Regions from separate parts of the Homo sapiens genome. Here all the other regions are linked to region 3. A link is a loop called in an ENCODE intact Hi-C map of the cell type or tissue named here. Cell type or tissue: Calu3. All regions are shown on one strand. Links, peaks and the distances in the headings refer to the core of each region. The heading gives the core; the rest is flanking DNA. Region 1 overlaps LOC101927421 (a long non-coding RNA gene). Region 2 overlaps LOC124901056 (a long non-coding RNA gene). Region 3 overlaps ZNF608 (zinc finger protein 608). Region 4 holds the start of LOC105379156 (a long non-coding RNA gene).

Region 1 (8,334 bases), core at 1,139-6,138, 380 kb after region 3:
TGAGCGCCTGTAATCCCGGTTATTTGGGAGGCTGAGGCAAGAGAACCACTTGAGCCTGGGAGGCGGAGGTTGCAGTGAGCCGACATTGTGCAGCTGCACTCCAGCTTGGGTGATGGAGTGAGACTCTGTCTCAAAAAAACAAAACAAAAACAAAAAAACTCAAACACCACAAGGTTGATGTGCCTCTTCAGTATCTTTTAATCTACAGATAACACCTCCCTTTTATGTTTAATTTTTTGAGACAGAGTCTTGCTCTTCACCCAGGCAGGACTGCAGTGGCGCAATGTTGGCTCACTGCAAGCTCCACCTTCCGGGTTCACACCATTCTCCTGCCTCAGCCTCCCGAGTAGCTGGGACTATAGGCGCCTGCCACCACGCCCAGTTAATTTTTTGTATTTTTAGTAGAGACGGGGTTTCACCGTGTTAGCCAGGATGGTCTCGATCTCCTGACCTCGTGATCTGCCCGCCTCAGCCTCCCAAAGTGTTGGGATTACAGGCGTGAGCCACCGCGCCCGGCCTCCCTTTATGTTTTGTTTTTTAATTTATTTTTTGAAGGCAGCAGGTTATGCATCCTCTGGAGTTTCTCAAGTTGAGATTTTGTTGATTGCATTCCATGGTGTCATCGCTGTAAATGGTGGTAAAATCTAGTAAGGCTTGATCAGATTCAAGTTCAATTTTTTTCCCCAATAATATTTTAATTTTAGGCTGTGATACCAAGTGCTGTTTCTCATCCTTGGTCTTCAGGGTGGACTCTTGCTAAGCTTCAATCTTTAGAACTCAGTTCTTACGTTCTTTAGGAGTAGTAATATGTACCCAAATTTTAGCTATGATTTCTAAAAAGTGAGAGAATGTTGGCCTAAGATGATAACAGAATTTAGCACTGAAAGAAAAGTTAGACAGCAGTCAACGCAGGGCTCTGAGAATGGTGTTTTCTAATCTACTTTGTGAATAATGAGCTCATAGGCAAATAATTTTGGGAAAACCCCGAGTAAGTAAACTAACACAATTTTCTTTACAATATAAAGGTACATTGCAAATCTAAGGAGGGAGATATGGTAATTAGTGTTTCCTAAACTTATTTCACCATACAACTACCCTTCGCATGATGATATTTATTGAAGTTCTCTTATAAACAGTGTTTTACACTGAGAATGCTGAATAATTGGGTCACAGTGAAGGTCTAGGACTCTCAACACTGTTTATAATGTAGTAAGCAGATAAGCAGATGTTTTATCTGAACTGCTTTGTACAGAATAAGACAATTTACTTAAAAAAAAAAAAAAAAGAATCTCCCGCCTTCACCTAAGTTTGAGCGCTTCCCACCACCCCCCACCCCGCCCCCGCCCCCAGCAAGCCTGCCTTTCCCCTTGGGAATACACTGTCAACAAAACACAGCAATGAAATCAGCTTCATCACTCTTAGTATCTCTTCTCCCTTTCTTCTGCAGTAAGATAATACCTGCTTTTTAACAATGGACTTCCAGACTAAAGGTTATATATTCTAGCATAGTAGCTGTTGTTTCTCAGTGTGTAGTACAATTAAGGGCAGAAAAATTCAAATTGGTTCTTAGGAATATGAAGAGATGCCTTATTAGCAGAATAAAAAATATTAACACTTGATAATTCCCAGAAACATAATGGGCTCATGTTTGACTGCATTTTGAATCCCTACAGCTCTCACATCTCTTTAATTTTTTCTACTGTTGTTTCCTGCATTCACTGAGTTAGCATTTCTCGAATATGCTTTGGGCTCTGTGTTTACTATGACAGATATGCCATGCTTCTTGTTGGGGGCTGGACATGGTGGATGACATCAGTCACACAAACTGTTGATTATAACGAGTAGTATGTGCAGTGATGCTTTATGCAGGGTACTATGGGAGCACAGTGGCACTCTTATTCTGATTAACCTTGTCACTAGTAAGTCATTTTAAATTCTCAAGACTTAGGACAGTGTTTCCTACTTTTGTTTCCTCCACACAGCATGGAACAGTTCTGGGAACACAGCACTGATAAAACTCTTAGGGATGAATTTACCTATACCTGTGTTTCAGCCTTGTGATCTGGTGAGTATTCAGCTAATTTTCTTGTGGTCTTTTCCTCCCTTTGTTAGGCAAAAATTATACAAATGTAAACCAGCTGAGTTTTACAGTGTGGTTTGATGGCAGCAAGTTTGAGAGGGACAAAATACCATTATGACCACCTGCCAAAATTTCCCTTTGCAACCAGGAAAGCCAGACCCTGACATGCAAAGCCTCTTGGACATCTGGAATGAATTCCTTTTGTTATGTGTGTATGGGTGCTTTCCAAGAAAGGGAAGTTCCAGATTTAAGAAAGGAGTGAGAAACTTTTATCAGGAAAAATTATTCACAATTAAGAGGTACTTTGCTCTAGCTGTGGGTCACAGGAAAAGTTTACAAATGTCCAGTGAATCTGCTTCTTGACTTCTCTGAGTTCTGCAGTCATAATGAATTGTGTTCTTCCTTAGCTCTTGACAGAAGTCACCCTCTAAAGTTAGATCTGAGCAAAGAGTCTTAATTGGCCGATAGATCCCAAGTGACTTTTGGTTCACATATGGAGAGCAGTTTTGTTATGTCAAATCCCAGCAGTTTAGCTTTGTGTCTAACTCTGGATAAAAATGTTGATATTAAACTGGTAGCAAGTAAAAGCAATTCTAATTTTATGTTGCATAAACTAAAGCTCCTTCTTTTGACAAAAACTAAAGGATTTAAAATTACTTCTTGTTGATGTCTCTATAAAACTATGAACCTTCTAGAGGCTCCAATATATCGAATTACATACACATGTACATTCACACCTACAGAAGTCACCTATCTCCCTGAATGAATTTATGTTTATGTAACTACTTACATACTTGTGCCCAAAGGCTTATATTCATGAATGGAAATGGACCCTAGCTGATGGTATTGAGCAGTAAAATTTTATGTGAGAGTTTTGGGTCTTTGCTGCTGAGATAGGAATCTTGCTGAATTTTAAAGGTGACTAGTTAAAAGAAATAAAACATAGTTCACCCTTTCAGTTGGAGGAGAACAGAGTATTTAACAATAGGTTTCCTCTTTGAACTGATGTTCCATGGGAAGAATGGCTGATAATAAATGGAAATGGTGGCTCGAAGAATGTTGTAAGTTTACTTCCTGAGAGAAGTCATTTAGAATCTATCATTTCTGAGGCAGATATAATTTCACTGATCCTTTTGTCTCTTTATATTCTTTTGTCTCTCTATATTCTTTATATCCTGCAGATTTGGCACTAGTTACTATATTTCTTTGTGTTGACCCTGGTCAAATGAGCTTGAGCTACATTATTGTTGTTTCTTGTTTTTCTCTTCTTTTTTCAATGACTCACATTTTCACTAGATTAAGAATAATATTAACCTCTTTTTGGTGTAAAGTATAGCACTGTGACATGTAATATCTCATTGTAACTGAGCTTTGCAATATATTTGCAAGGAAAGTAGAGGTGGTAGCAATATCTCTGTTTGGCATATGAGGAAACTGAGGCTTAGAGAGCCTAAGTGAATTTCCTAAGCTTTCACTGCCAGGACCAAAAAGAGCTCCAGCTTGGTTCTCAGTCTCATATTTCAGATGCTTTTTCCAACATACTTCATTGCTTTTACTGGGCAACTGGCTTTCAAACATGTGGTGTGCACAGTTGGTATGTGTGGGACATTCAAGTGAACTTACCTAAAGGCAACAGAATAATCATTTGGAAGGACTGACCCAAATAGACACAGCTCTCTACCCGTGTGAGCAGCAGGTTAGAATGTGGGCAGGCAGCCCAGAATGTGTCTCCTCCCGGGCAGACAGACAGGAATCTCTCTGGAGACTGGCCAGGAGGCCAGAAGGTCTCCCAGAGACTCAAGAGGGCTGCCAGGAGGAATCTATAATGATTCCATTTTAGGTTTAAAGGACATTATAGTCACAGCAGGCGTATCTAGTACTATACATGATGCTGACACAAATGCACATATATTGGCGTCTGATGTAGATAGATGATATCTTGCTGTGAAGGGTGAACGAACAGGCAGTTTTCTACTTTTAACTTTCAGTCAAACCAATCAACATAAACCAGCCAGCAGCGTATGTGGGATGACAGATACTTCCAGATCTTTGCTGATTGCACTAGCCGGATAATTAATTTGGGCATAAGTCATGGTTGGACTCCTCTGCCACTGCATGTTCAGATTTTTCCCACGACTGATTGTGGCAGAGGCTGCTAATTTTCTACCCAACATCCACTTCGTTCTCCTTTTTCAGTAATAGGACTCTGTTTTTGTAGAGGACAGCCAGAGTATAATTAAAAGACCATTTTCTACATTTCCACTTTGCAGCCAGGAGTGGCTGTGTGGGTATGTTTTAGTCAGTGAAAGGTTAGCAGAAATATGTAGGACTTTTGGGAGATTTTCTTAAAGAGAAGTGGATTGACCTCCCTTCTTGCTGCCTGGAATGTGGGTGTGCTCTAGAAGCTATCTTGTAAGTGTGGTGACCAGGCTGCCATCGTAGGAATCTAAGAGTAGGGGACAGGCAGGAGCTTGAGTCATCCAAAACTCCATGAAGCTGCTTTGACAGTCTTGGCCTGCTGACCTCCAGACTTATTTTGTGTGTAGGGAAATATGCTTCTAGCTTGCTTAATACGCTGTGGTTGTTCGTTATATTGCAGTGGGGACCTTACACCAAGTGATGCCTAGATGGGCACATGGTGCTAGAAGAGATCTAAAATGCGATAAAAATACAGGTGAAAAAAGATTTTAAAATATAAAGGAAGAAATAATTTGGGGTCTAATAAGAAAAGAAGCGAGTGATTGTAGCTGGGTGATATTTAACTCCGCTGTTTTCCAATTCTTTCTGCTCCTGCCCTTTGCCCTACTCTTTAGGCACCACTGCCCTGATGGCAGAAATGATACAGAGAGCAAAGTGTCAAATTACTGGCTTCCAAAGGTCTGTGTAGGCTCTTAATAGTCTATAGAAAATATCATAATGTTTTTAACTTACGTGACTTTATTATGGAGAATTTACAACTCACTCAAGAGTAGGTGGAGTTGTATAGTAATCCTCTATACTCGCCATCCAGTTTCAACAACCATTCATCCTTGGTGAATCCTGTCCCATCTACACCTGCATCCACTTCTCTCTTCTCATTGCTTTTAAAATAAATTTCATATTTTGGCATAATTTTAGATTTATGGAAAAGTTGCAAAGATAGGACAATTTTCACATACTCTTTACCTATGTCTCCCTATCTTACGATTCCATGGTACGTTTGTCAGAATGAATATGTTAGTATTGATGTGAAACTATTAATTAAATCTAGACTTTATTCCTATTTCACCAGTTTTACCACTAAAATTCTTTCTCTTTTCTAGAATTCAATCCAAGATACTACATTGCATTTAGCCCCTTGTTATTTTGAAGCATATCCCAGGTATCAAGTAGTTTTACCTTTAAGTATAGTTGGCCCTCCATATCCATCAGTTCCACATCTGTGGATTCAACCAACCGCAGATTCATTTTTTTTTTTTGTTAAAGATGGTTGCATTTATACTGAACGTGTGCAGATTTTTTTTCTTGTCATTCCCTAAACAATACAACTATTTACATAGCATTTACATTGTATTAAATGTAAATCATCAAGAGATGACTCAATGTATGCAGCAGGATGTGAGTAAGTTATATGCAAATACTACACTATTTTATATCAGGAACTTGAGCATTTGTAGATTTTGGTATCTGTGGGCGTCTTGGAATGAATTCTCCAGGGACAACAAGGGACAACTGTATTTTAGTATACATCTCTAAAAGACAAGGACTCTTTTGCTTTAATGCAAATACAAAGTAATCATCACACCCCCAAAATAGCAACGATTCCTTAATATCGTCAACATCAAATCAAATATTTTCTTGTAAATGTCATGTCCTTCTTACACCTTTTTTTTTTTTTTTCTAATCCTGGATCCAAACATGACCTGAACAATAAGATTAGCAAATATGTCTTTTAAATATCTTTTATTCTATAGATTTCCCCTCCATTTCTCTCTTTTTTTCTTTGCAATTTATTTGTTGAAGAAACAAGTTTGTCCTGCAGTTTTGCCATCCAGGTTTTTCTGATCATATCCTTGAAGAGTAGGTACCTGTGTTACACTATGCTTTGCATTTTCATAAATTGACTGTAGAGATTGATCGGATTTATTCATTTACTTATTCAGTGAGTTTTGGCAATAATATAGGAAGTGGTGGGTTTTTCCAACAATAGGCACATACCATACTGTCTGGTTTTCTCTCTTTTTGGTGTTTGTGGCTGTTAATGTCCTCTGTTATAGAGGTTGCAAACTGGTGATATTGTAATTCTAACATTTCTTCTTCATTTATAAGCTGGAATATTTTTTATAAAGATCATGTTTTCTCCATCCACTTATCATTTGGTTATTGTGGTGCACACCATAGAAGAAGGCAAAATAAATGCTGATTTTTTATATACCTTATTTGTCACTTCTAAAAATAATGAGTTGGTTCACTATTAGCATCCTCCAATGTTGACCAGATAATTTAGAGTTCATAGTCAAGAAAATAAAGTGTTTCGTATGTGAAAGAGCAGGTGCTTGAGACAGAGTGTTTAGTATTCCCAAAATTTGTAGCTTGAGAGAGCAGACACCAAAACCCAGAGAGCTGTGAGCATGGAGAGAGAGACAGAGAGAGACAGAGAGAAGGAAACACCTAGATACATTTGGTAGAATCTGAGAGCTACAGACTTGGTGCCCCTGCTCTAAGCTATCCTCAAGGCCAATCTGGTACTGGAGCAGCTGGTATTGTCATGACAGTAGCCAATGACTAAGGCAGGCACTTAGTCAGGGAGTCCCAAGGACAGCCTCACTATGAGCCCAGAGCAGTGCAGAGAAGGTGGGTGCAAGCTCCTGAGTCCCAGTGGGGGCTCAGAAGTGCTGAGAGGACCAGCAGGCTGTAGGAGGCCTGTGGTTGTATGCGAACAACAGAGTTTGATGAATACCAGGTTGAGAGAATTTCACATCTAAGTCCAGGTGGGCAACCTATACCTGCACAGAAGCTGATGGGACACAGAGTGGCATGCGAACCAGACACTAGAAAATAGAGGCCCAGAGGAGAAAGAAAGATGGGCCTGGGGATAGGCCAGCCCTGAATTTGATCCGTTATTGCCCAGAAGAGATTATTTTCATTTTTTCAGAATTGAAAAAACTTAGCTCAGGGTTTCCATTTCCACACATTAGCAGAAAAACTATCTTTCCAATTCAAAGTTACATTCTAGTAAACTGATTTCACTTACATAGACATAAAGAGAGTAAGATGACTGCCCATCTAGGACTGTAAATTTAAAACTCTAGATAAGTATAAGCTCTTTAATGTTTGAAAGAAAGGGAGTCATCGGGGTGCTTGAACTAGTCACTCTGCCCTCAGGGAAGGAGGCAGAGAATGGGCTGGCCCCAGGGTTATGAAGTGGGGTAGAGATGGAGGGTGGAATAGGAGGGGCATCCGTTTAGGGTTCTGGCTGCTTTTCTCTTCAAAGGTTTGCTTCAAACACACTGGAATGTCATGGGGACTTAACTTGGTAAAGTAGTGCTCACCTAAGAAACCTCTGGAGAAAGTTCTTAACTGGCATTGTTAGACCTCACCTCAAATCATACCTCCCTAAATCCTGTATTCGTGTGTTGGGAGGAGCGTCAGTTCACCCTGCAATGTGTGTAGGGGGCAGTTGGATTTATTACTGTTATTTGCAAGATTCAGGTGTGTAAATTACCTTATATTTTTCTCAGCTCTATCTCCCCATCTGTAGAATGAAGGGAATTTGGCCTAAGAACTGGACAGGGTTCACCATGAGTCCATAAGTCTCAGGTAGCTGCCTCATCTACAGCTGTCATATTAAGTAACGTAGCCCAGGGGCACTCTTTCTTGCACAGATACTACAGCTACTGCCACATTGTATTTAGTGATATAAAACTTTCCCCCCAGGGGAGTAGAGAACTATTGCCTGTAGCATTTACTCCTTGTTCAAAGGAATTCTTTTTGCCCCTCACTCCAGCCATGGAAGTTTCACTGGACCGGATACTCTCAGTGCTTGGTCACATGATCCTTCCAAACAAATAAGAATTTTTTCTTGAGGCTTTTTTGTTTATTTTGTTTTCTTATTTACAACAGTGGGGACAGAATATTTTTCTCTGTTGATAGAACTGGGAAAATGTAAGATATTGGTAGTAGTGGGTATAGCCTTGAGGAAAAATTTCTCATGCAGAGAACCACAGTAAAGAGAAACCTAGAGAACCCTGTTTCATCAGAGTCCTGGTTCCTGT
Region 2 (8,334 bases), core at 2,139-7,138, 820 kb after region 3:
ATCATAGTAGAATGAAAATGCTACATACTTATAGGCTATGAGTCCCCCAAACCAGAATGAAAATATGTAGGGTGAGTGTCCAAAAACAATTCTGTGTGTTAATAATACAATAAATCAGGCCCAGATGTCATAAACACAATAAATCAATTGAAACTGCCAAACCACTTCTCTCAACCTACTGGATTTAATTAAAACCACCACTCGGTTCATGAGAGGCCTTCTAATAGAGCCGATAATATCACTCCGGCTCAACCATCCACCTAACCTGATGTGGGAGACGCAGCATGTTAAATTTTAATCTACAGGCCTGTTAAACATGGCAGGGTTTAGTACACATCTGCAGTGATGGACTGTCATTCCTCCAAGCCCTCCTCTCATCCTCCTGAAGTACTCATTTAGAACGCTATCCATCTGCCTTTGCCCTCATAATATGGTAAGTGCCAGATAAACACTATAGGAATATTGACTTTTTGGTCGTTGTTTTTTTGTTAAAAATACAGCACGGTCATTGAAAACAGACTAGCTTATTTGATCAAATACGTGAAACAAAGGGTGGCACTGTGTTGGTGGTTTTACATTTTTTAGTGAATCTTCCCAAGACATCCTAACTCTAGCCTTATGTCTATAAAGATCTGTTCCCAAAAAGCCCATAAATGCCACTCAGGAGAAGGACAGAAAGAATAAGAGAAAACAACAACAACAATGAAACACTCACAAACTATTGTGAATTCATGAAGCTGACAAAGGGCACAGGCTTGAAGGCATCTTCTAGGACTGGAGGTTAGAAATCTCATTGGCCCGTAAATAGAAAAGATCCCTTGAGTTTACTGCAGAAAAGACACAGAGATACCCATTCACGAGGTTGTTTTAACTTGAAGGATCACATTATTCATCATGAACAATCTCAAAACGCAGTCAACAGAAGCCTTCCTGGCAGCTTCCTTGTGTATACTTGGCTCCATTTTATAAAGACAGAACAGACTATGTTTGGCATTTTTGCCTTGAGTTATTGACATGTTTTAAATTATGCTGTTTTACGTCCATTCTTAATAGAACAGAAATCTGCTACAAACGATCTTTATTAACAGACTGCCTCAGGTGCTGAGCAGACTCTCCATTTAACAACATCTCCAAACAGACAGGCAGAGAGCTTGCTAATAGGCTTTTCCAACCCTTTGGCTTCTGTGAGATGTAAGTGGATTATGGAGGTTTGTTTGTCAGGCTATCTTTTTACATCACTGTCTGAGTAATTGCCACAAAGGCCTATTGCTTTGCCCTAATTAACAAAATGTACAAAATCCTAAGCATAGAACTTTTATTGATGAGCCATCTTCATGGAAAGCTTATGAACCCCCATGACTCCTGGCCCGAGACAGATGCTCTTCATCATGTCACACACTTGACTCCAGTCTGTTAATATACCAGGGATTCGTCTTAGCATTTTGAGCTACTCAGAAAGTGCCAGAGAAAAACACATTTATTGGTGGTGGTTTAAAAACCAGTAGCCTTGGCATAAGACAACTTGTTAAGCAAATTTCACCATTTGTTTACTATAAAACTGTTTTAATACTATCAGTTCTACTTTTTTCCATGAAAATTGATCCTTGAGAAGGTAATTTCAGTAATAAAAACTACAAGGTTAATAAGTAGAGAAAAAAAATAAGCAGAAAACGTGACTTGAAGGAAGTAAAAAACACAAAGAAGAAATAAGAGTTAATTTATTGTTCAGCCACTTTTTGTTAACTCAACCATTATTTCGGCCAGGTGCGGTGGCTCACGCCAGTAATCCTAGCACTTTGGGAAGCTGAGGTGGGCAGATCACAAGGTCAGGAGTTTGAGACCAGCCTGGCTAATATCGTGAAACCTCGTCTCTACTAAAAATACAAAAATTAGCTGGGCGTGCTGGCACACACCTGTAGTCCCAGCTACTTGGGAGGCTGAGGCAGGAGAATCGCTTGAACCTGGGAAGCAGAGGTTGCAGTGAGCCAAGATCATGCCACTGCACTCCAGCCTGGGTGACAGGCGGGAGACTCCGTCTCAAACTAAATAAATAAATAAATAAAAATAAATAAAATAAAATAATTATTTCAACAAATATTTCAGGGCATGTGTGCCAGAGGACTATTTTAGGCACTCGGATGAACTAGGGAGGAAGAACTAAGGAGACAGAGTCCTTGCTCTCGTGGAGCTTTTAATATTGAAGACGAGACATTCTTTATACTTATTTTTTCTTAGTAACTCAGTAAAAAATCCATGGGATAAGAAATTCTGCTTGAGACTTAGAAGGTAAAATTGACCATGGGAAATTAAGCCACATATATCATTTTGTATTTAACATTCAGTAGGTACATGTTGTAAAAGGTGCTATAGACACTTTTTGGAGTTTGAGAAGACACAGGACCTGCTCTTAAGGAACTCTAATTTAAAATGGGAAGCAGAACAAAAACATATTTTAATGTGCTTATACACATAGATGGATTAAAAAGTTTTGACTAAATTTGTGTGTTTTTTAAAAATTTAAATCAACCAAGTAACCAGGTAATGAATGCATAGCAACAGATACATTAAATCCGAACAGTTTAATGGGTTTTAGTTGAGAACTGAGCTGGAGCAACATACGTAGGATTCAACTAATTCAGAAAACTTAAAGGGCCCGAGGCTAGATTGTATTTATTTTCCTTTTTGTTTTTCCAGGATTAAAGGGTACACAGCATTTTTTTTCTAAATCTGGAAAAGATATCATTTATCTAATCTTAGGAAATTGTGCTGAATTTGGGGGAAGTTTTATCCCAAAGTCTAAACATAGAGCTTTAAGCACATACATAGGCATTCATTAACACAAAATTGAATTCAGGAGAAATGTGATGAGAACCTGACATGTGTCAAGCCTTTCTGCTGTATGCTAAATATTTATGATAAATGTCATAGCAGCTGTCTTCAAACATAAAAAGCAAACATCAGAGCAGTGTAAGCCTAAAGGGTTAGGCAGGTCAAGGTCAACGGGCTGAACAGAATATGGTGAGTGGCTCTTGGGTATTCTTCCATCTACAAGGAGAGATTATACCAGGAAAAGGTAACCTCTACTGCACCAGCAGCTCCTTCCACTAGCCACTGGGGAATTAAAATAAAAGGTAAAGAAGGCCTTCTTTTGGATCCACAGCAGTAACAACAGCAATACCAATAATTAACGCAAGCTATTGTTTGTTGAGGGCTAACCTTGTTCCTCATTCCCTTTGTTAATGGCTTACGTTCATGAACTTCTTTAATCTTAAAAAGAGCCCTGCAAAAGTAGATATTACCACTATCTCCATTTCATATGTGAGGACACAGACAGAGAGTAGCCATTTGCTCAAGATTGCCAAGCCAAGAAGGGTTCCATGAGTGTTTAAACCTAGAAGTAAGTCTGAAGCTTAGCCCCTTATTCATGGCACTAAATTTCCAGGGACTTGACTGATGCTCTGGCATTTTTGGTGGTTTGGAGGGAGGGAGGCAGTGATTCATCACTCTTTACCCAGCCCGTTGTTTTCCCCGGGTTTTGCAAGAGATCATGTTTAAGGTCAACTGGTTATCACCTGCCTAGACGCTAGTGATTTACAATTATTTCTTTATTAAGAAAATGCTTGGTGTGTGAGTGGTCTCTCTCTGAAAAAATGCCAACAGGAAGGCCTTGTCAGATTTTTGGCAGATACACATTTAAACACATAAAAACAAGTTTAAACACTATCATTTATGCATAATTCTTTCTTGGCATCATCTCTCACTTGCCACAATTTGCAGCCAGAAAACACTTATTTCTACTTTTCTTACTCTAGAAATAATCCAGCCTTAAGTGGATCTAATTCCTTCCCAGAAGAGAAACAGCCTTGTCAGGACTTGGTTGTGTGTGCTGTGTTTGAGGCATCAAGGTTTCCATTTACGGCACAGCTGCACGGACTCCGAAAGCTGGTGCTGAGCCAGAGCTCTGTACCCACTGAGATCTGTAGTCTGGAATGATAAACACACAGCTGCCTGTGGCGAGGGCCACAGGCATAATAGATGGCCACATCTCAACCAGAGTCAAGCGAAGCCTACACAAATCATTAATCCAACTGCTTATATGTTAAATATCACAAACTGTGTACGAAATGGTGAGCTATCTCAGTGGAAGGAGGGGAAAATGGCAGAGGCAATTTAAGGAAACAGGAGAGTAAGTGGCTGTAAGTCCTCTGCAAAGTCCTGCTCTAGAGCTGATTTACTGCCACCAAGCCCTCTTGCTGCAAATAGTTCATAAAGCCTATGACCTGAGTACTTGCCCACGGGACCACAATAACATTTATCTAGCATAAATTAATGTGTTTCAACCACTAATTCAATTTGGCTGTCTCATTCTTCTGGTTTTGGCAAAGCCTAGCCTTGCTATAAAGTCACTCCGTGACTCACACGAATGGCTGTGTTTGTTAAGGAGTCACACACCACTAGGAACAAAGAGTGCTGTTAGTTGAGTAGTCATAAAATATACCTCCCGAGCACATTTGGAGCTGTGCTAATTGAAACTTCCTCTTTAGAGGAGCCTGATCAAAACCAGCTGTAGGAGTCAAGCAGGAACAGATTTCAACATTACATTAAAAGCCCAACAAATTCAGTAAGAGCAGCCTCTGAGAGAAGAGGGCATTCCAGCCTGAACAAATGCTCTAATTGCCTCCTGACATGCTGCAAAGAAAGCTTGTGACCTGAGCCTGGAGAGCTGTGGAGAGAAACTTCTCCATAAGATTTGAAAAAAAGCAACCTCTAGGGCAGTTCTCCTCATAAAATTCCAGATCTGCCAACATTCTCAAGTAACACATGTGAAAACCCACAAAAGCTGAGTGAATTTAGGCAAATGAAGTGATATATTGTTCTGAAAGGGGAAAAACAGAGCTTAAGTATTTTCAATGGTAATATGACCTTTTATGGACATCCCTTTAGTATTGAAAACAAAAACAAAACCTCCAACTCACAGAGGAACAAACAAAATACAAATAAGAAGCAAAAGCCTGGATGAATCGCAAAGAAAAGACACAGAGTGTATTTAAAGACAAAAAATGAGAGCTGTCTCTTCCTCTTTGGCGGCTTGTGAATTTCCTATTCCAAGACATAAGGGCTGCACTCTGCCAATGTGTATAAAATCAAATGCATCCATAGGTTCGCTGAAAATGTGGAATAATCATGCATTTTCTGTGTTTGCTTTACTTGAGGGTGGTTTAGCCATTTGTAAAGGAAGCAGTCATTGATATATAAATATAAATAGCAAATCTATCCATCAAATATGTGCATTGTATTTAATTTAGATGAGTGGAATGCCTGGAAATGTTACAAGCAAGTTTTGCATTATAACACCTTTAAGTAGCATATAAATTAGAAAGGATTGCTGATCTTTATAATTTATTTACTCATCAATTTAATGGAGTATCTAATTTTGGAGCTATGTCACACTGATTCTTAAAGATACAGGGTGGGGGAGGTTTATTTACATAGATATAGAAAGGACCATTATGTTTTATGTCATAAAAGAGTGAGTGACTTATATGTAGTATATGAATTATAATGATTATTCTGGAGGATCTAATTATAGTCTCACAAATAATAACCATGAAAGATGAAAGATGCTCCATTTTTGTCCTTTTTTGGGGACTGTGTTAAGAGGCTAACCTGTCCTTTCTCCTTTTTGTTTCTTTTATCCCAACAGAAGGTATTAAACTAGTAATAACTCACTGGGTTAAACGCAAAACAAAAACAAAAGCACCCACACAAAAGAAGAAATTATATGGTTACATAGTCATGTAACTCCCTGTTTCATTTTTATGTTAAAAGCTTGCATTTAGAGTTTAACAGACTGGCATAAAATGTGGCCTTCGGTGCATGTGATGTGGTCTTCTGAATTTGTGAACATACCAGTGGAAAGTATTTCTGTTGCTGCTTTAGTATTCATCTGGCTTGTCAGATCCTGAATCATTCTCAATGCATAATGCAATTCACATTCCAATGCTATGCCCTTGATTTTATTTATCTTGCTTATCCAAGTACTATAGACATTAGGGAGTATTAAATATAGTGATCTTAAACTGGATAGAGAAAGTTGAAGAGTTGGAAAAAAATTTCAAAAGATAATTCAAAATTAAGTGATGAAAAAAAAAACATGTAAAATATGGCCAAACATAAAAATATTCTGATTTAAAACAGAGTGAAGAAAATAGTCATTATCCCAATTTTACCACTAAAATATTACTTAAAAACTCAGAAAAGTTGAATTCTCGTGTTGCACCAAAACTAGACTCGAAGTTAACTAATAATAACAATGAAGGAGCTTTCAATTATCTTAGAATTAAAACGACAAAAACTAAAAATGACTTCCAGGTTCCATATAATTAGAAACTGTGGAGATCAGTCCACTCCAAAATGGTTTGAAAACCTTTGCTTCTTCCCTACTGCTTTACCCCTGGTTCAGTAAATTGTCCTTACTAAAGCCAGTTAGGCAGCTGTTCTCAGGACTGAGGGAGTTTCATTCCAAAGCAGCACAATACTGTCTCCTCCTTCCTTTCACAACATCTGTGATTTCTGTCTGTGAACAGAAAGAGATTGTCCACTAAAACTCGCAGAAATCCAAGCAGAGAGTCAGTGGGTTGCTTTGGGAGGTGGTGTTGAACATTCAAGAATTAAAACGCAAAGCAAATGCAGGGTCAGGACCAAGCAAAGAATTCACCTCAGGCCAGCAGGATGGCAGTAGACAAAATTTGATAAACCCTGGGAATTGGATTAGGAGTTAAACATGATCTTCTCTGTAGGAGGAGGATGAATAGGCCAGAAGCCATGAAGATGTCCAAAGGGTAAGCCCAGATAGATATTTCTTTATTGTAAGACACATTATTAAAATTAATCGTGAAGTAATCATCAGAGACATGCAAATCAAAACCACAATGAGATACCATCTCACACCAGTTAGAATGGCGATCATTAAAAAGTCAGGAAACAACAGGTGCTGGAGAGGATGTGGAGAAATAGGAACACTTTGACACTGTTGGTGGGACTGTAAACCGGTTCAACTATTGTGGAAGACAGTGTGGCGATTCCCCAGGGATCTAGAGCTAGAAATACCATTTGACCAGCCATCCCATTACTGGGTATATACCCAAAGGATTATAAATCATGCTGCTATAAAGACACATGCACATGTATGTTTATTGTGGCACTATTCACAATAACAAAGACCTGGAACCAACCCAAATGTCCAACAATGATAGACTGGATTAAGAAAATGTAGCACATATACACCATGGAATACTATGCAGCCATAAAAAAGGATGAGTTCATGTCCTTTGCAGGGACATGGATGAAGCTGGAAACCATCATTCTCAGCAAACTATTGCAAGGACAAAAAACCAAACATTGCATGTTCTCACTCATAGCTGGTAATTGAACAATGAGAACACTTGGACACAGGAAGTGGGACATCACCCCCTTGTTGTGAGGTGGGGGGACGGGGGAGGGATAGCATTAGGAGATATACCTAATGTAAATGATGAGTTAAGGGGTGCAACACACCAACATGGCACATGTATACATATGTAACAAAACCTGCACGTTGTGTACATGTACCCTAGAACTTAAAGTATAATAATAATAATAATGAAAAAAAATACAGCAAAACAAGAAAAAATATTTGTCATCTTAAGGATTCAGATGAAGAGCAGACCTCTGAGTCCATGAACTACAAGAACAGAAATATTAATTGAGCATATTGTTTGGGAGCTTCATGTGACAAAGGCAGTTGGTGTCTCATTCTTCCTAGGCTGGGCATATGTAACTGCATTACTCAAACTCCCTTATAGATACATGGTCAAGACTAAGCTTTCTTCGGTGGAACGTAAATGAATGGCTGTTACTGGATTAAAAATTACAACAAACAAACAAAACCTCCCAAAAACTCTTGCCCTGGACATCCACTTTTCTATTGATTAGAAAAAAAGTACCCTTGGAAAATAAACATCAGAAAGGCAGAGCTCTGCTGCATGATGATAGAATAGGTAAATTAGCTCTCACAAGGAGACTGACTATTGGAGTAGAGATGAGGGTAGAAAAAAAGCAGAAAAATAATTAAAAGAGAATGTACAAACTGGACATTTTAAAATAATTATCTTTACTTGAAGATATCTAATAGCTAACAAAACTGTGAAGAATTTTAGGAATAAGATCAATGAAAAAACAAGAAACCCAGATAAGTGAGCCCAGTGCTTGGAGACAGTTTCTCCCAATAGCAGCTGCCAATTCTAAAAGTCAAGTGAGAAGCTAAGAAGCTAAGCAGAACTGTGACTGACTTGC
Region 3 (8,334 bases), core at 1,414-6,413:
CCCCAAAAGGGATGGCCTTCATGCTGTGGTCCCTCAGCGCTCAGTCAACACACAGCAGGATGCAAGGGACAAAGGAGGACAGGAAGATAGAATCAAATAAAAAAATACAGTCTTCTGAGACAGACATTTGGAGCAATTCAAATGCATAAACTGAATATGTACATGTATAGAGTGTGTGTCTGTATACATTTGTACCAAGGGGTTTTATTTCTTGTCTTTGATTAAACTTCCTAGTAAGTAGCTGCCTCCTTTGAGGCTTAGTGCCACCAAACTAAGCAACAGCATCACTCTGATTTCTAATGCCAAGTTTGAAACTTAATTTTTCTCCTGCTCCTTGTCAGGCACCACTGGTTGGTCTGAAATCTGATGAGTTTGGATGACGATTTCTAGTGTGGGGCAGGTTTCTCAAACCCTCTCCTTTTTTAAAGCCAAATTTCCTCATTAGAGTAGCAGAATGCTTTCTCCTTCTCTTCCTCCTCCCTCTCTTTGTGGGAAGACAAAGGTTCAATGCCCACTGTAACAGAATTGACTCCCCTCCCCAATCCAGTCTCACAAGCTTGTATCATTAGCTTGTTAGGACACATTTTTCTTCTTTTAAATAAAAGTGTTAAAAAGTTTGGGAAAGGTATTTTGTAATTATTGAACTAGGCCTACTATGAGCCATAATAATGACACAGATCTTGTGGTATTACCTCCTAATGGTCATTCCTTTCCTAAGAGTGTTATTTTAGAAGACGGCTATTACAAGTGGCCCTGGGCACATAGCACAGGGCCAGGGTCTGTCAAAATGAGAGGGAAACAGCTTTCACTTACTCCCACTGTCAGACTCAGGAGGTCACTGAAGATAAGCAACTGAAAGAGTGCAGCCATTCAAATCATTGGTCCCAGTCCTTTCCTGCACTTAATATTAATTACAGGATTTTTTTTTTTTTAAGTTAACAACTCAGATACCCAAGCTCTCCACGATGCCATTACTTCGACTAGAAAAAAACAGGTAAAGAGAACAGCAAGCCAGACAAAAATAAATCATCCTTCAGGCAAAAACTCCCCCTCCATGCCACTCACCAAAAGACGAGTACTCTAGGACTAAAAGGGCGTAGAAGGGTGTAAAATGCTCTGAATTTGAGAAGTCATTAACAGCTATCTGCCACTTCCGTATTTTCTGTATCTGGCAGCATAGTCTGTTTCTTGCCCAATTCTTCCCCAGTGGCAGGAGCAAAGGAAGGAGGAGCAGGCAGGAAGGCAAAGTAATTACCAAGATGAATGAAACTGAAAGATGCAAAGGAAATAAAATGTAAGAATGAAAAATCTCATGCCTTGTGGGGAGGGATAGGCAAGGAAAAGGAAATAGGAGCTATTGTCTTCCTAACTCCTCTCATCACCTAGTTTTCCTCACAAACCCACCACCTCTTGTAGATCAGTAGGTCATGGGTGATTAGCAGAGTTCCAGGTTTAAATGCCATTGAATTGCTTGTCAAAATATGTGTAATACAACTACAGATTATAGGACTGTATCTTAAAGTAATTTCTTACCATCCCCAGTCCTTGAGCTGTAAGGAGACAGTGGGAACCAATTGACAATTATGCTCCACATCAAAAAGCTGCTACTGATCCATGTGTCTCACTGGGATTGAAGAGCCAGGCTTCCTATAAATTATGATGCTTTATTTAAAGTCAGAGCGCTTATTTGCTTTTGTGCCAGCTCTGGGCCCTTTTCATCTCTAGCTATACCGGGCCCAGGAGAGCATACATTCCTACCGCTCTGCTGGCCACCAGCTGTGTCCTCTGTAAATCATAAAACCTCTGAACAAGCTATTCTTTACAAAGGCCAACAACATTTACTGGAAATGATCACTCTGCTATTATTCCATTCACTGAAATTTAAAATAGCAATTTACAACAGCAGCCGAAAACAGAAGAACTGCCTCTCTTAACTCTGTGTGTGTGTGTGTGTGTGTGAGAGAGAGAATGGGAGAGATCTGCATGTATATGGCACACAAAGGGGTACATTTTGTGTGTCACCAAAAAGCCACCATCTTTGCAAATCTAGAAAGGAAACAAGGAATATGAATGTCAGAGAAACCAGACTCAGTTTCACCTTTGGCGGCAGGGTGAATGAGGCTTAAGTTGTTGGTGAACCTCCCTGTTCTTCCTGGAGGTGGCCATGCCCTGCAGGCAGTGTGGGAAGTAGTTCCCACATTCTGGTAGAGAAGCCACAGCATGTGGCTCAGGTTCAGAATGCAATAGGGAAAGCTGAAAGGATGAACTCTGCAGTCATTTCTGAGGAGTAGGAAGGAAGAAAGAATAAACAGTGGCCATCAAATGGAGCACCCTAAGCACCTGAAAGCATGTCTCTGGAGACAGAGGCAGACTCACCTGTTCACAACCAGCTTTGTAGCCGCTTCATCTTGAGCTAACCTAAACCTACCTGAGCCTCAGTTTCCTCATCTATAAAATGGGAGTAATATGGATATTAAATAAGATGTGATTTATGTAAAGTATTTAACATGAGCACTGGCATAAAGAAGCCACTCAGCATATGTACTACGGCGTCCTCATCTTTTAAACTCTCCTGTAACTCACCCAGGTCATAAGCTGAAGAATGGAAGGAGATGCCAAAATGCTATGAATTCCACACTCAGAAATGCAGCTGGCAGCAAGCCCTCCCGCATTCCTCCCAGGTGAAGCAAACTCAGTTATGCGCATCTACACTAATTATCCCACATTGCTGGTGACCAGGCTTACTATAAATGTGGCCTATCTTTCTTTTAGAATCTTAAGGGCTGCAAATTCCAACCTGAGGGACTTCTTTTATTATTTCTATACCCACCACCAATTTCAAATGATATAAAATTTATCTTTCCTAACCCATCCATTGTTTAAAGCAAACATTTCCTCTGACTACTCAATAGTAAAGGCAACTGAGAAATGCAGTTCTAAATCACTGAAGCCTCATCTCTGGACTATTTCAGGGTAAGAAAACCTCATTTCATGTTTTCAGGAACAGCTAACTGAATGCCTGACATTTGTCTAAATTACAAAAGCCAAAATTAAAGCTCCCCAGTACCGTGACAACAGAAATGAGACTCTGCAGCAAGGCTCTGGGGATGCAGATGGACAGAGCAGGTTAAACATGAACTCATCTTTCCAATTCCCATCTGGACCCACCAGTTTTCTTGACAGCACTCAGAGGCTGCCTTCCCACCCTCCCCCATTCCACATTCCAAAGTTCTTATCTTTCAGGGAAGAAAAAAAAAAAAAAGCCCCACAGAGTTACAAGTATTTCAATAACGTGCTTAGAGACCAGCTCTTTTCTGTAAACAAGCCTAATGAAGTGTGACTAATAGTGCTCTCCTCCAGCACAGGGAAGGTAAAAGGGCCTTTGTTAGCACTTACTGGAGCAAAGTCGTCATTTTGCTGGAGCAGAACAAAACTTAGCTGGTTATTGATTGACCAGCCTGCTCGGTGTCACTGCTTTACTGTCTATTTCTATATACTCTGTGTGTAAATACGTGTGTTTACACAGACACTGAGATCGTCTGTATACACACAGTCACACACAGCCAGCTAACCTTTCTCTGCAAACAGGATGAAGTGTTCAAGGCATCTAACTGAAATCTAATTCCTCTCCGATATTTGTATCTCTTCTAGTCCTTGATATCACCTAACATTTCTCTCCATGTTGTTAGTATCATAGTATCATGAACCTCAATTTCAGGGCCTGTAAACCAACCCTCCCCATGGACACTTAATAGTTTCCGAAGTCACTCTGATTTAACCTGACCTGGTTATTACATTCTAGAGGTGATTTTGTTTTTTCATGAATTCAAAATTGCTGCTGTTTCCTTTCCCCATTTCACTGATCAATTCTGAAACTCCTGAAATTTGGCTCCAAATGTTAACTGCTAAATAAATACTTCATGATGACTTAAATTGTCTTCTTCAATTGACGTTTGTCTTAAGTATTAATATACACAGCAGCGATGTTAGCAGGAAGATCTGAAGTTGGCTCTGACTTCTTTCTTGGATGACTGAGGAATTCAAGTCAAAACCTGCTTTCCTTGCGAATCTGAGCACAAATTTCCGTATAAATTATTGACTGCACTTTGGCCTCATCTGAAACATTAGCCCCACAGGCTGATAAGTTCTGACCCCAGGTGGCACATCAGCCCTCTCAGAAGAGGCAGGAACATTAGTGCTTCGCACTGGGGACTAAGGCGTGTGAGCCAATCAATCACACTCTCTGACAGCTTTTACTGCCTCTGTGCATTAGGCCCAAGTCAACCTCCAAGACTCCTATTGTTCGCATTATTCTCTTATTCTCTGGTCTCATGAAGTTAGGGTTAAGTCCAAGGCTTTAGCAAGAGAAAGGCTATTGTTAGTAACTCAGTCTTTATTGACTCTGACCTGCAGGGCAGCCGACTTCAAGCCTTTTCCAGAAAGTAATGCACTGTTAATTGCTGCTCATCATCAGCGTGTGTTTTATACACCTCTCTTCACTGAAAGAAAACCTGACCAAATATTTCAGCATCCTCCCAGGTTGCCTTGTAATTCTCTCAAGAGTTACAGACACACAGACACACACACACACACAGACACACACACTTCTGGACAAAAATCTGATTTGTACTCGCCACAGTCCCTGAACCAGTAAATCTAATACCAATGCAAACAGAATGTTTGGCTGGACAATGCTAACACTTGGGGGTTGCCACCTGGAACAATAAATAAATTTTTTCATGGCAAATATCTGTGGGGATTAGTATATAGGGCAGGAAAATGCCTGATGGAAGAATGAGGTAGAAACCTATTATTTCCTTCTGATGTCCTTTGCTTAAAATAACTAAAGATCTTTTTCAGTGGAAACTAGTAGCTCTATTTGTGAGCAGCCAGCAACAGACTGGATAGCCTCAGGGTGAAGAGTACAGCATTCCATTCAGGCTTCCTTTGAAGAAATTCAGCACTCTAAAGGGGTGGCAGAATTATTGGTCCAAAGGCTTTCCGGTTTTCTTTGAAAGAGAAAACAGGCAGCCCATTATCTCTTCTTACCCAAACAGGCCTCTCAGGGGAGACAGGAGGGAAAGGCGAGTGGTGTGGCCGTAGAAGGTACACACCAGAGCGTCCAGGTCTGTTGCTCACTGCAGTGGGGACCCAGACCTGGCCTACCACACAGCATGCACAAAACCTGCCCCACCCCACAAAACCTTGCTGTTCAAAGTGGTAAACGACAGGCTACAATGTGAATGCTTCAAGTGAGAAAGCACATGTTGACATTTCGGAAATCAAATTTCTTGGGTTCAGGGAAAAAGCACAAAAACCAAATGGTTTGGTTTTATACACAGCTTTTGATTGAGAAATTTTCAGCCACAAAAGACTTTGACATTTAGCCAAAGTATTATGCTATTAATACTTTATTTAGTACATCTCAGCATATGAATTAGTATATATGAATTAGTGCACACTTTCCCAAACCGGTGAGCAGAAAGCCATTTTAAATTCTGTTCCATTTGTGTGCTAGATAATGGATTGACTCCAAGATATGTGAAAGTAATACTAAATTTGATAAGCTTTCCAAAAAGGTACTGGTTAGGAGAACAATGCTTTCTGTCTTGATAAAGTCTCCTGGTGCGGCCGATTACATTTTCTGGTGCCATTCAGTTCTACTTAATTTTAATATTAGAGAGAATTAGATCAAGGAAACCTAAAATTTGCAATTAACCTTTTCCCTTTAAATTGTAGTCCTGTATCTGTAGCTTAAATTTTTAACAAATCCTTAATTTTTAACAAACAAGAATGCAACATCATAGCACATTAAGCTCATAACTACGATGGGCTAACAGGACCAAAACATATTTTGTAAAGCATTCAAAACAAAATAATAGCCTGTTCTTATATAATGAACTTTCTTGAGTCGTCCTATTTCTTATAGCCTAGAAATAAGTTAGGAAACAATTCAGAGGAAAAAAAACAAAATATACAAATAGCTGCTGAAAAAAGACACACTACAAATTTTAAGTCTTGAGTTAATAAAGATGGAAACTGCAGGAGGTCAAAATTGAAATCACTAAAAATGTAAGCCTATGGACAAACTGAACTCAGGATTTGCTCACTGAATCTTGGTGAAGTTGAAGTTGGGGCTTCCTCTGAAGCTTAAAAGAAGGCAATTCAAAACTAATAAAATAAGCATTATTTTACACACTAGGCAGTTAACATTTTTGTTATTGTCCCCAGGGGATAAAGACAGAAAATAAATATTAGGAACATTGATTGAGTGCTTTGCTATGCTATGTGTAGGTCGCAAGAATAAGTGTTTTTTATACAGCTTATCTCATTCATTCCTCAGAGCCTGTGTGTCAGGTCCTTTTATTATTGCTATTTTACTGATGAGCAAAGTAACTCTTGGAAAGCTTAACTGGCTGACTTGCCCCAGGTCAGAAAGTCAGAGATTTGGAGCACAGGCAGTCTGACTTCTGATACCATACTTCTAAATGCACTTTATAAGTTTACATAAACTTATTTATAAATAACACAGTGTCATGAAGGAATGGTGCATGTATGGATGGGGACCCACAAGGCTAAGGTCATCTTGATGATGATAGTGGTATGTTGGAGGCATGTGCTGCAGGTGGCAAGCATCTCTTCTCAATACCATGTTCAAGGCTGGGCGCAGTGGCTCACACCTGTAATCCCAGCACTTTGGGAGGCTGAGGTGGATGGATCACGAGGTCAGGAGTTTGAGACCAGCCTGGTCAACATAGTGAAACCCCGTCTCTACTAAAAATACAAAAAGTTAGCTGGGCTTGGTGGTGGGTGCCTGTAATCCCAGCTACTCAGGAGGCTGAGGTAGGGAGAATGGCTTAAACCCAGGAGGCGGAGGTTGCAGTGAGATGAGATTGTGCCATTGCACTCCAGCCTGGGCAACAGAGGGAGACTCCACCTCCCCCCAAAAAAAAAAAAAAATACCATGTTCAGTGACATCACACTGGAAACTTGAAACTGACCACGGTGGTGATATAATCACCAAAGAAAACAGCAAATGTTACAAATCAGGGCTCTCTCCCTGCAACTCCCACCACAGAGCCAGGTGTTAAATACTTACTGGCACACCAATGGTTATAAATTTAATTTGCTGAACTGCCATGCTTCAATCACATGAAATATTAAAATAAAGTACAACAGAGCCAAAAGAGCTCCTGCATTATAATTATGTTCCCCAGTCAAATATAAAAGTAAAAACTGGAAAGGTGAAAATTGTTCATCAGCTGCTTCTGATATCTTGTAAGTGAAGGAGCCTGTCTCAGTTGGTTCTTTCCTTTTTTAAAATAATCTGACGATATAGCTGTAAACAATTTGGTTTTATGTATTTCTATTTTTTTATTAGAAACTTTTGTGGAATAAGTAATCTCACAAGTCAAAGAAATCAGGAATCTTCCTGAGATTTCAGTAGCCATCCAGTTTTACTGGACTATTACAAAAGCAATTGATGAGGTACATTTGTCTCTCACCTGATGTAGAAGCTCTAAACACAGCCCATAACATGCCCAGCCATGGCAGATCCAGACTGTTGGCCTCTCCCACTACTCCTTGCAGTTTAATGAACAGTCATATCCAACAAATCTCCTCCCAATAGCCTGCCAGTGGTTATTCTCCCAGACTCTGGGCCCCAAAGAGGGATTTGTCATTGCTTAAAATAAATTTTACAGATGTAATAGATAAAGGCAATAAAGAAAACAGAGCTTTTATAAAACAAAGTTGACAGAGCAGAAAGCTATCTCTCCATAATGGGCATGTACGTTTGTGCGTACTAGGTTGCTTGTGTGTACCAAAGGGAAATAGACAATGAAGGTTAGGAGGCATGAAATGACAGCCTTCTTTGCCTTTCAGGGAACGTAAATTTTATTCACTGAACGTAAATCTTAAAGCCATAGTTTTCAATCTGCATGTGTGATCACCAGAAATTGATTTCAAAGAGATACAAAATTATTTAACGTGTTGCTTGGCAATGCAAATCCCAGGCTAGATAGTCAAGATTGTCAATAGTGGAAAATTCAGATGATGTTTCCTGTTGTGATCCTTGTTGGTACAGATTATTTTCATCTGCCTTTTGGTGAATGCGCCACTACTGGATGCAATCCATGTCCTCAAGCGGCCCATTGCTTCTAATAGGCACTTCCCTTGTACTAGCTGAAATACTAAAAGATAATTTTCTTTCCCAGTGTGCTTTTGGGTACCTCATGCTCTCCAAATAATACAAATAGAGTAGTTTCTTTTAAAATGTCAGGTCTTTAGGCTACTAGCAATCATGTACCTGGCTCCTAATACAAGGGAAAGAAA
Region 4 (8,334 bases), core at 1,255-6,254, 130 kb after region 3:
TTTCTTGCTACTGGATGATTAACAGTTCTTAATTTTCAGTATTAACAAAGATGAGGCAAAGCACGGATGAATATGATTTCAGTCTTCTGCTCTATTAGAAGATCATACTTTCGTACTTCACATTTGTTATATTTAGGTTTAAGTGAAAATTCAGTCATTGCAATTCAAATCTCCATCAGCAGAGACTAAGCTGTTAACCTGGGCCTTCTCTCCACACTCAACTGGGGAAAGACAACACTGACTCAGATGGTTCTTGCGTCAGTAGTAGTTAGACTGTAAACACTAACTTTGTGTGTATTTTTACGATTTAATTTCCTCTTTTTATGGGAGCATAAAATGTATTTTTAAAAATAAGCAAATCTTTAATGAAAGTGTAGGATGGTTGACATGGGAAGTGTATAAATCTGTCACCTACAATATAAGCACATATTTAAATATGCATATTATGAACATTTAAAGCTGCAATGGTTCAAAATAATGTTAGCCTCTTATGTGAAACATTACTCTATAAATATGAGCCCACTAGCATCTTAAATACAGATTGCATTATATATAAGCAACCAATATAAAATATTTTCAATCTAATATTTATTCTCAAATTTTGTCTTTAAGAAATTATTATTCTATGTCTCAAGTTTACTTTGTAAATAGAAAAAAAAAACATAAAAATTCCTCAAGCCTCTAATGTTTTTCTTAATGTAAAAACTATCACAAAAAAATGGGAAATAGTTTTTCTCCCATAAAATATTCCCTGGACTCTCTCTCCTTCTTTTTCTACTTTTTTGCCTGTAATAGTCTTATCTTCCTCTATGACTTAAACAATCAAGAATAAGTTGATGACCCCCAAATCAATGTATCCAGCCCTGTTGTCACTCATGAGTGCCATAACATCCTAACAGAAATCACCATTCCCATGACCTTCCATGCCTTGGTCCATGGCATTATCATCTGCTTATTTGACACAACCAAATCCCTTGGCATCTTCTTAGATTCCTTTTGCTCCACCGTCCACCCTCTGGCTCCCTTCCGGAACTCTATTGACTAGTTCTGTCATATCTGGCTCCACAGTGTTTCTCTCCACTCTATGGGTTTAAGCTGTTATCACGGCTTTTCTGGATGACTTGTACTCTCTTCCACTTTGGAGACAGTGATTCTAGTTTCTTACCAACTAATCTGCCATCCAACCTGCCTTTGCCCCAAATAATCATTTTCCAATACAATCTGATTATTCTAACTTTTCTGCTTCAAATTCTTCACAGTTTTCTCATTCCTTTTAGAATAAAGTACATGTTCAAAGACTTTTGCAATCTGGCTCCAAGATACTGTACAATCTCATCTTCTACCACGCCTTCCAACTCTCCTACACAGTCTTGCTTTCTGCCCCAGCCCCAACAGATTACTCATCAGTCTATGAACACTCACTAAGGCTTTATGTTGTTTCCTATGTCTAGATTGCTTTTCTCATCTTTCTCCCTGTCTGAAGTTAACTTCGGTGTTTTCTGATTTCCCATCACAATCAGCCATTCTCCCTTCTGTACTCACACCAAATCATGTTCCCAGTGCACATGGTATTAGTGGTATTAGTGCTCCTGGTTGGGTTATGCACTTATTGGAGGAGGCAGAGAGAGGGAGGGCTATGTCTCATTCATCTTGGCATGGACAGCTCCTAGCAGGTGCCTGGTGTTTAGTATGTACTAAAAGATGTTTGGTGAATGAGTCTTTATTTTGAATGCTCAGAAAGACCTTAAATTTGACTTATAAGCTTTCAGAAATAGGAAAAAGGCCTACAGATTCATAGCAGTTGTATGACTACATGTGGTAAAAGCGAGCAAGTTATATCCAAGACAGACTGCAGCAAGGTAAACCCATTTAGCTACAGTCCCTTCTCTGTCTTTTAAGACATGTCTAATTTGAGATCCCTTTCACGTGCTCCCCTTCCAAGGTTTAATGTATGTGATTAATCTTGACTTGCCTTAATACTGCTAGGAATGTGGCAATGACCTCAGCTGAACACTGGCAAAGTGATTAATGTTACATGAACTGGATAAGGTGGTTTTTTTTTTCCCCCTCTGCTCTAGCTCCTGAATAAACACATTCATGCAAGATTCGGTTGCAGACCTTTGCTCGATGGAAAATGTACCATGATTTCAAAGAGTAATGTTTCAGATGCAATAAACAACGTTAAAGGAAACACGGTCCTTGTTAAAGAAAATGCTGTTTCAGGCTAAAGTCCCAGTGATCATAAAAGATATATGATGCAATAAACAAAATGAACCATAGGCAGACAGGTCCATTCGATGACTAACCACTGATTGAATTTTCCAACACATTTAGACTTTCTAAGAGATAAACTATTCACAAAAGGTTCGTGTTAAATATAAGGCTGTCATTTCCTTTTTATGTTTCTAGAGGGGTCTGAGAACAGTAGAGGATATTCCTTCTTTTTTTCTTTTTTTTTTTCTATTGGTTGTTTGTGGTTTTGAATTTTTTATGATGTGAGAAGACTGGCAAACAGTTGCTATGATTGTCAAATGCCTTAAATCAAGAAGAGAGAATGCAATAAAACACAGTTTCCATGGTAACACATTGTAACCTAGTACCTCTGGATTATGAGCCAGCTCACATCTATGATCATTACTTGTTGACAGGCATAAATTGAGCCTAAAAGCATTAATTTTAGAGATAAAACTAGAATGTGTAGCTTAGTTTTAATAATGTTTAAATATTTCCAAGGTAGTGGCAGCAAATCAACTCTGGTTGTGTTATTATTTAAATAATGTTAATAAACTAACCACAAATACTTTTTGAAAATGTACAAGCTTTTCTCTAAAAATGGTGTAACATCTGTGTATGCAGTTGGTCCTCCACATTCCTGGGTTCCACATCCATGGATTTAATCAACCTCGGGTTGAAAATGTTGGGGAAAAAAAGACCCACAAAATTGCCAAAAGCAAAAGTTGAATTTGCCACCCGCCGAGCATTGTGTTGAATTCACGTGAATGTGGTGATGTGTAGGCATTGTATTAAGTATTATAAGTGATCTAGAGATAACTTAAAGTATATGAGAGAATGTGTGTAAGTTATATGCAAATACTAGGTTATTCTGTGCAAGGGACAGAGCATGTGCAGATTTTGGTACAATTCCACATAGATACTGAGGGACAACTGTATAGTCTTGAGGCTGCAAGTGGTAGCTGACGTGTTTTTGATGGAGTTTAAATAATCTGAAATCAACAATGATATGGAATGATAGCCAGACATTTTAAGGAAGGAATGTTGTTCAATATGGACAAATTCCTAAACATCTTGATAGTAGAGTAACTCCTAGAACTCTTGTAGGACATTCACACACAATAATTTTTAGTAGACATAAGTTCCTTTTCCTCTTTTTAAGGAGCCTGAGATAAAATGTGGATGATCACATGCTTTTTTTTTTTTTTTTTTTTGAGACGGAGTCTCCCTCTGTCACCCAGGCCAAGAGTGCAGTGGCGCCATCTTGGCTCACTTGCAAGCTCCGCCTCCTGGGTTCACGCCATTCTCCTGCCTCAGCCTCCCGGTAGCTGAGACTACAGGCGCCCGCCACTACGCCCGGCTAATTTTTTGTATTTTTAGTAGAGACGGGGTTTCGCCGTGTTAGCCAGGATGGTCTCGATCTCCTGACTTTGTGATCCGCGCACCTCGGCCTCCCAAAGTGCTGGGATTACAGGTGTGAGCTACCGCGCCCGGCCGATCACATGCTTTTTACACATTCACTTCCATGTCCTCATCAGAAGCACTCACACTACCGTCAAACATTTAAGGTTAAAACAAAGATTACGTTATGTGTAGCAGTTACCCATTAACCAATATAGTTAACAAGACAATTTTTTTTCCAAGGCTGCTTGTGACACTTCTAAATATATCTTTATGACAATCAAGATAATCTTGGCCAGGTGCAGTAACTCATGCCTCTCATCCCAGCACTTTGGGAGGCCAAGGCAGGAGGACTGCTTGAGCCCAGGAGTTCAAGACAAGCTTGGGCAACATGACAAGACCTCATCTCTACAGAAAATAAAAAACAAACAAAAAATAGCCAGCTGTGGTGGTGCACACCTGTGGCCTCAGCTACTCAGAAGACTGAGGCAGGAGGATTGCTTGAGCCTGGGAGATTGAGGCTGCAATGAGCCGTGTTCACATCACTGCACTCCAGCCTATGTGACAGAGCAAGACATTGTCTCAAAAGAAGTAAAAAACAAAACAACAAAAAAAAGAGATAATCTGATATGATATGATATGATATGATTTAATATGATACAATAATAAGAATTGGTCCATTTTCTCAACATCTAGACTTTATGTAAGAGTTCACTTTTTTCCTCTGGCAACTTCTGAGCTCCCTTTCCTTACTAAAGCTTTTACAGTGAGTGTGGGATAAACAAGGAGAGACAGATTGCTCTTCCTCTAAGTGTGCCTTTCACTGCCCTGAGCCTCAGAAAAGCAGAGAGTGACCAGCACACCTCAGTTGCCTTTTCTGTACACTTGGGATTAGACCTATTTCATAAGGTTGTTTTAAGCACTTATTGAGACGGACACTTGTGGAGAACTTAGAACAGTACTTGGTGCATAGTAAGCCCTCCATGAAGGTTAGCCCCTGTAGGGGGTAATGCTTTGTCTAGCATTGCGCTTCCCACTCAGTTGTGCCTAGTAAATGTTTGTTAAATTGAATAAGCCTATTTGCCCAATTGGCTATTACAAGAGTGCTTATTGTAAAACTAATTTTGCAGGAATATGTAACATTTTCAGGAAATCTGATTACATTGCTTTTATTCACTTGCAACTTACCTGTCAGAGATTCACAAAACGCTTCAGTTATCAGAGCTCATGGAGTTGTGTAATAATTGTATCTTCTGGTATTGCTAAGTTTTAGAATCAAATCCTTGGGAATACTGCAGGGTATCTGAACCAATCTAACACAGACTAGTCTTTAACCTATTGACCTGAGAAGGATACCTATTTCAGAATCTGCCATACTTTCAAGCAATGACTCAGAAGCTTGCTAGCTACTTCTGTTTTGTTTTTTCGGTTCTTTGAATTTAGATTTTTTTTTTTTTTTTTTTTTTTTTTTTTTAGACAGAGTCTCACTCTGTGGCCAGGCTGGAGTGCAGTGGCGTGATCTCGGCTCACTGCAAGCCCTGCCTCCCAGGTTCAAGCAATTCTCCTGCCTCAGACTCCCGAGTAGCTGGGACTACAGGCATGCGCCACCACGCCCGGCTAAATTTTGTTGTTGTTGTTGTTGTTGTTTATTGAGATGGAGTCTCACTCTGTCATCAGGCTGGAGTGCAGTGGTGCAAGCTCGGCTCAATGCAACCTCCGCCTCCCGAGTTCAAGTGATTCTCCTGCCTCAGCCTCCTGAGTAGCTGGGACTACAGGTGTCCACCACCACGCTCAGCTAATTTTTTGTATTTTTAGTAGAGGCGAGGTTTCACCATGTTGGCTAAGATGGTCTCAGTCTCTTGACCTCGTGATCTACCCGCCTCGGCCTCCCAAAGTGCTGGGATTACAGGCATGAGGCCACCATGAAATTTTTGTATTTTTAATAGAGATGGGGTTTCACTGTGTTGGCCAGGATGATGGTCTTGATCTCTTGACCTCGTGATCTGCCTGCCTTAGTCCCCCAAAGTGCTGGAATTACAGGCATGAGCCACCACGCCTGGCCTTGAGTTTAGCTTTTTAAGGATAAAATTATTTTAAGAACAAAGAAAGCAATTTTCTTCCATTCTAATTGCTATAGACCCTGGAATATGTCAACATGATATTTAGTTAGTCTAAAAAAAATTAAGACATTGACCCATGCATATCCAGCTTTGAACACTAAATACCACTTGGCATTCTTTTTATTTATCTCTAGTCATTTTCCTTTCACCTTCCCCAAAGCATACTCCCAAGTGTAACCATCTTCTTAATCTCACTCTCTATTTTTAAAATATCAGTCACTGTTCTTGTTCTGTAGACACATAGAAAATAAAAACTATCATTTGATAACCTGCTCTTTTTTTAAAACAGTTTCCGAACGTACAGTTGACACTTGAACAACTTGGGGGATGGGATGTCACTCCCTGCCCAGTTAAAAATCCTCATATGACTTTTGATTCCTCCCAAAATTTACTAATAGTCAGCTATTGACTGGAATCCTTACTTACAACATAAACAGGTGATTAACACATTCTGTATGTTATATGTATTATATACTGTATTCTTACAATGATGTAGGTTAGAGAAAAGCAAACATTAAGAAAATCATAAGGAAGATAAAATATATTTACTATTCATTAAGTGGAAATGAATCATCATAAAGCTCTTTACCCTTGCCATCTTCACACTGAGTAGGGTGAGGAGGAGAATGAAGAGGAGGGGTTGGTCTTGCTGTCTCAGGGGTGGTAGAAGCAGAAAAAATATCCATGTATAAGTGGACTTGCAAAGTTCAAACTCATGCTGTTCAAGGGTGAACTGTACAAGAAAGTGCTGAAGCACAGTGCTAGCTACATGCAAAGCCACCAACAAATGTTAGTCCCTTAGTTTAAAAGAAGGCGTTTTCTAGCTTAGAGTAAGGAGTTTCCTAATGCACAGGAATCAGTGTTCTTTTTTCTTTAGGATTAACCATTCAACCTATATGCACTCATCAGTTCCTTACTGTTTTCTCTCAGTTGTGGTTTTATCATTTGTTTCCATTTCTCTATTTTCAGGGTGTTTCTCTCTCTCTCTCTCTCTCTCTCTCCTGATTCTTTCTCATTATAGTCTTTCTTATCCAAACCTAGTCTTCGTCCAGAGTTCCTATCTCAATGAAAGCACCATCATTCCTATCAGAAGTTTAGGTATTATCTGCCCTTCCTGCTCTTAACCATTTCATCTCCTCTGCACCCCCCACCCCCTGCATTTTGGGCTCAATGGGATGTGGGTTTGTAGTTGAAAAATGACTTTGCAGGTGGTGGTATGATGCTGCTTTTATTCGTGTGTTTGTCTTAATTTAGACTATGTTCTAATGCAGGGATCCCCAACCCCCAGGCTGCAGACTGGTACTGTGCCTCACAGCAGGAGGTGAAGGGAAGGTAGTAGCATTACTACCTGAGCTCAGCCTCGAGTCAGGTCAGCCACGGCATTAGATTCTCATAGGAGTGTGAATCCTATTGTGAACTGTGAATGTGAAGGATCTAGGTTGCATGCTCCTCATGAGTATCTAATGCCTGATAACCCCAACCCAACCCTCCACCCTCACCTTCCCATCCGTGGAAAAATTGTCTTTTGAAAAACTGGTTCCTGTTCCCAAAAAGGTTGGGGACCACTGTTCTGAAGTTTTTTTGGGGGAAAGAAAACATTTAGAACGTGGGAGGGTGGGATTGGGGGTGGGAGAGATTATTTCATAATTGCATTCTCATTTTTAGATTATTGCTAATATACTCTCACCTTTGGACTGGTCCTGAAAGAATTTCCCCATTGTAGGAGCTACATTTCCTTTATAACAATTATTTAGTGGTGACTGATGTTCCACTGAAAAAACACCATTCTCTTAATGAGACTGTCACTATTTCACAGTTCCTTTTGCTCTCTGTGTGGGACAAGGCCCAGGATGTCATACTGCCTGAGAGATTTCACTACCAAACAAATCTTAACCACCATGGGCTGGCCTAAGGAAGCAAGAGTGTGTTTGTAGTCAACTCAGAGTTACTGTGTTTCTGGGTGACCTGGAGCAATGTGACTTCATGTTTGGGGTGTTGTTGCTCACTGTACATCTCTTCTTCACCCCAGGGAAGAACCTGACCCAAAAGGGCAGCAGGCAATAGGTGAAAGGCTATACTAAGCCTTTCCCAGTAAGGTCAGCCAATTGAGTGCTGCATACATCCAAGCTGCCTTTAACCTTTTCCTAGGTAAGTCAACACAAAATAGTTTTTCTTCTTTCTATATTCCTGTATTCTTTTCATTGTATAAGAATATTTTATGGTGATAGAGGCGAGAGAAACTCTAGGCAAATGGGCAGGTTCGCCCCACCTTCAAGCTGAAAAGCCTGAAGCCCAAGGGCCAAAGTGAGAACTTCTGTCCCTGTTTGCCCTCTCTCTCCTGATTGGTTCTTTCTGAATAATTTTTTTTTTTTTTTGAGATGGAGTCTTGTTCTGTCACCAAGGCTGGAGTGCATTGTCACAATCTCAGTTCACTGAAACCTCTACCTCCCGGATTCAAGCAATTCTCCTGCCTCAGCCTCCTGAGTATCTGGGACTACAAGTGCACGTCACCACATCTAGCTAATTTTTTGTATTTTTAGTAGAGACAGGGTTTCACCATGTTGGCCAGGCTGCACTTGAA

Evidence for each region. Hi-C counts contacts between places; a loop is a spot of excess contacts. Peaks named below come from ENCODE experiments on the same cell type or tissue, not always from the same donor. Only the 100,000 strongest peaks of a DNase experiment are listed, where the experiment ranks them.
Region 1: it touches region 3 in a loop (2.9-fold over the local background); 3 of 110 quality-filtered maps call a loop at or near these places.
Region 2: it touches region 3 in a loop (2.8-fold over the local background); 4 of 110 quality-filtered maps call a loop at or near these places.
Region 4: it touches region 3 in a loop (2.6-fold over the local background); 3 of 110 quality-filtered maps call a loop at or near these places.

Annotation. Positions count from the first base shown.
Region 1 is chr5:125,040,175-125,048,508 of GRCh38, forward strand. LOC101927421 (a long non-coding RNA gene) reads left to right here. Exons shown (of 6, transcript NR_109882.1): 2 at 1,983-2,065. Among named protein-coding and RNA genes, the nearest start is that of ZNF608, 300 kb to the left of the region's middle. In Calu3, for the core only: no CTCF peak of the experiment used is centred there; a DNase peak (open chromatin) is centred at 3,817.
Region 2 is chr5:125,480,899-125,489,232 of GRCh38, forward strand. LOC124901056 (a long non-coding RNA gene) reads right to left here. Exons shown (of 9, transcript XR_007058919.1): 9 at 1-827. Among named protein-coding and RNA genes, the nearest start is that of LINC02240, 8.2 kb to the right of the region's middle. In Calu3, for the core only: no CTCF peak of the experiment used is centred there; DNase peaks (open chromatin) are centred at 3,513, 3,993 and 4,403.
Region 3 is chr5:124,658,236-124,666,569 of GRCh38, forward strand. The region is part of intron 3 of ZNF608 (zinc finger protein 608); the gene reads right to left. Among named protein-coding and RNA genes, the nearest start is that of ZNF608, 84 kb to the right of the region's middle. RefSeq lists enhancers at 2,068-2,761, 4,201-4,718. In Calu3, for the core only: no CTCF peak of the experiment used is centred there; DNase peaks (open chromatin) are centred at 2,656, 3,316, 4,176 and 5,042.
Region 4 is chr5:124,789,063-124,797,396 of GRCh38, forward strand. LOC105379156 (a long non-coding RNA gene) reads left to right here and starts at 7,804. Exons shown (of 3, transcript XR_948725.2): 1 at 7,804-7,901. RefSeq lists a silencer at 6,960-7,079. In Calu3, for the core only: no CTCF peak of the experiment used is centred there; a DNase peak (open chromatin) is centred at 3,729.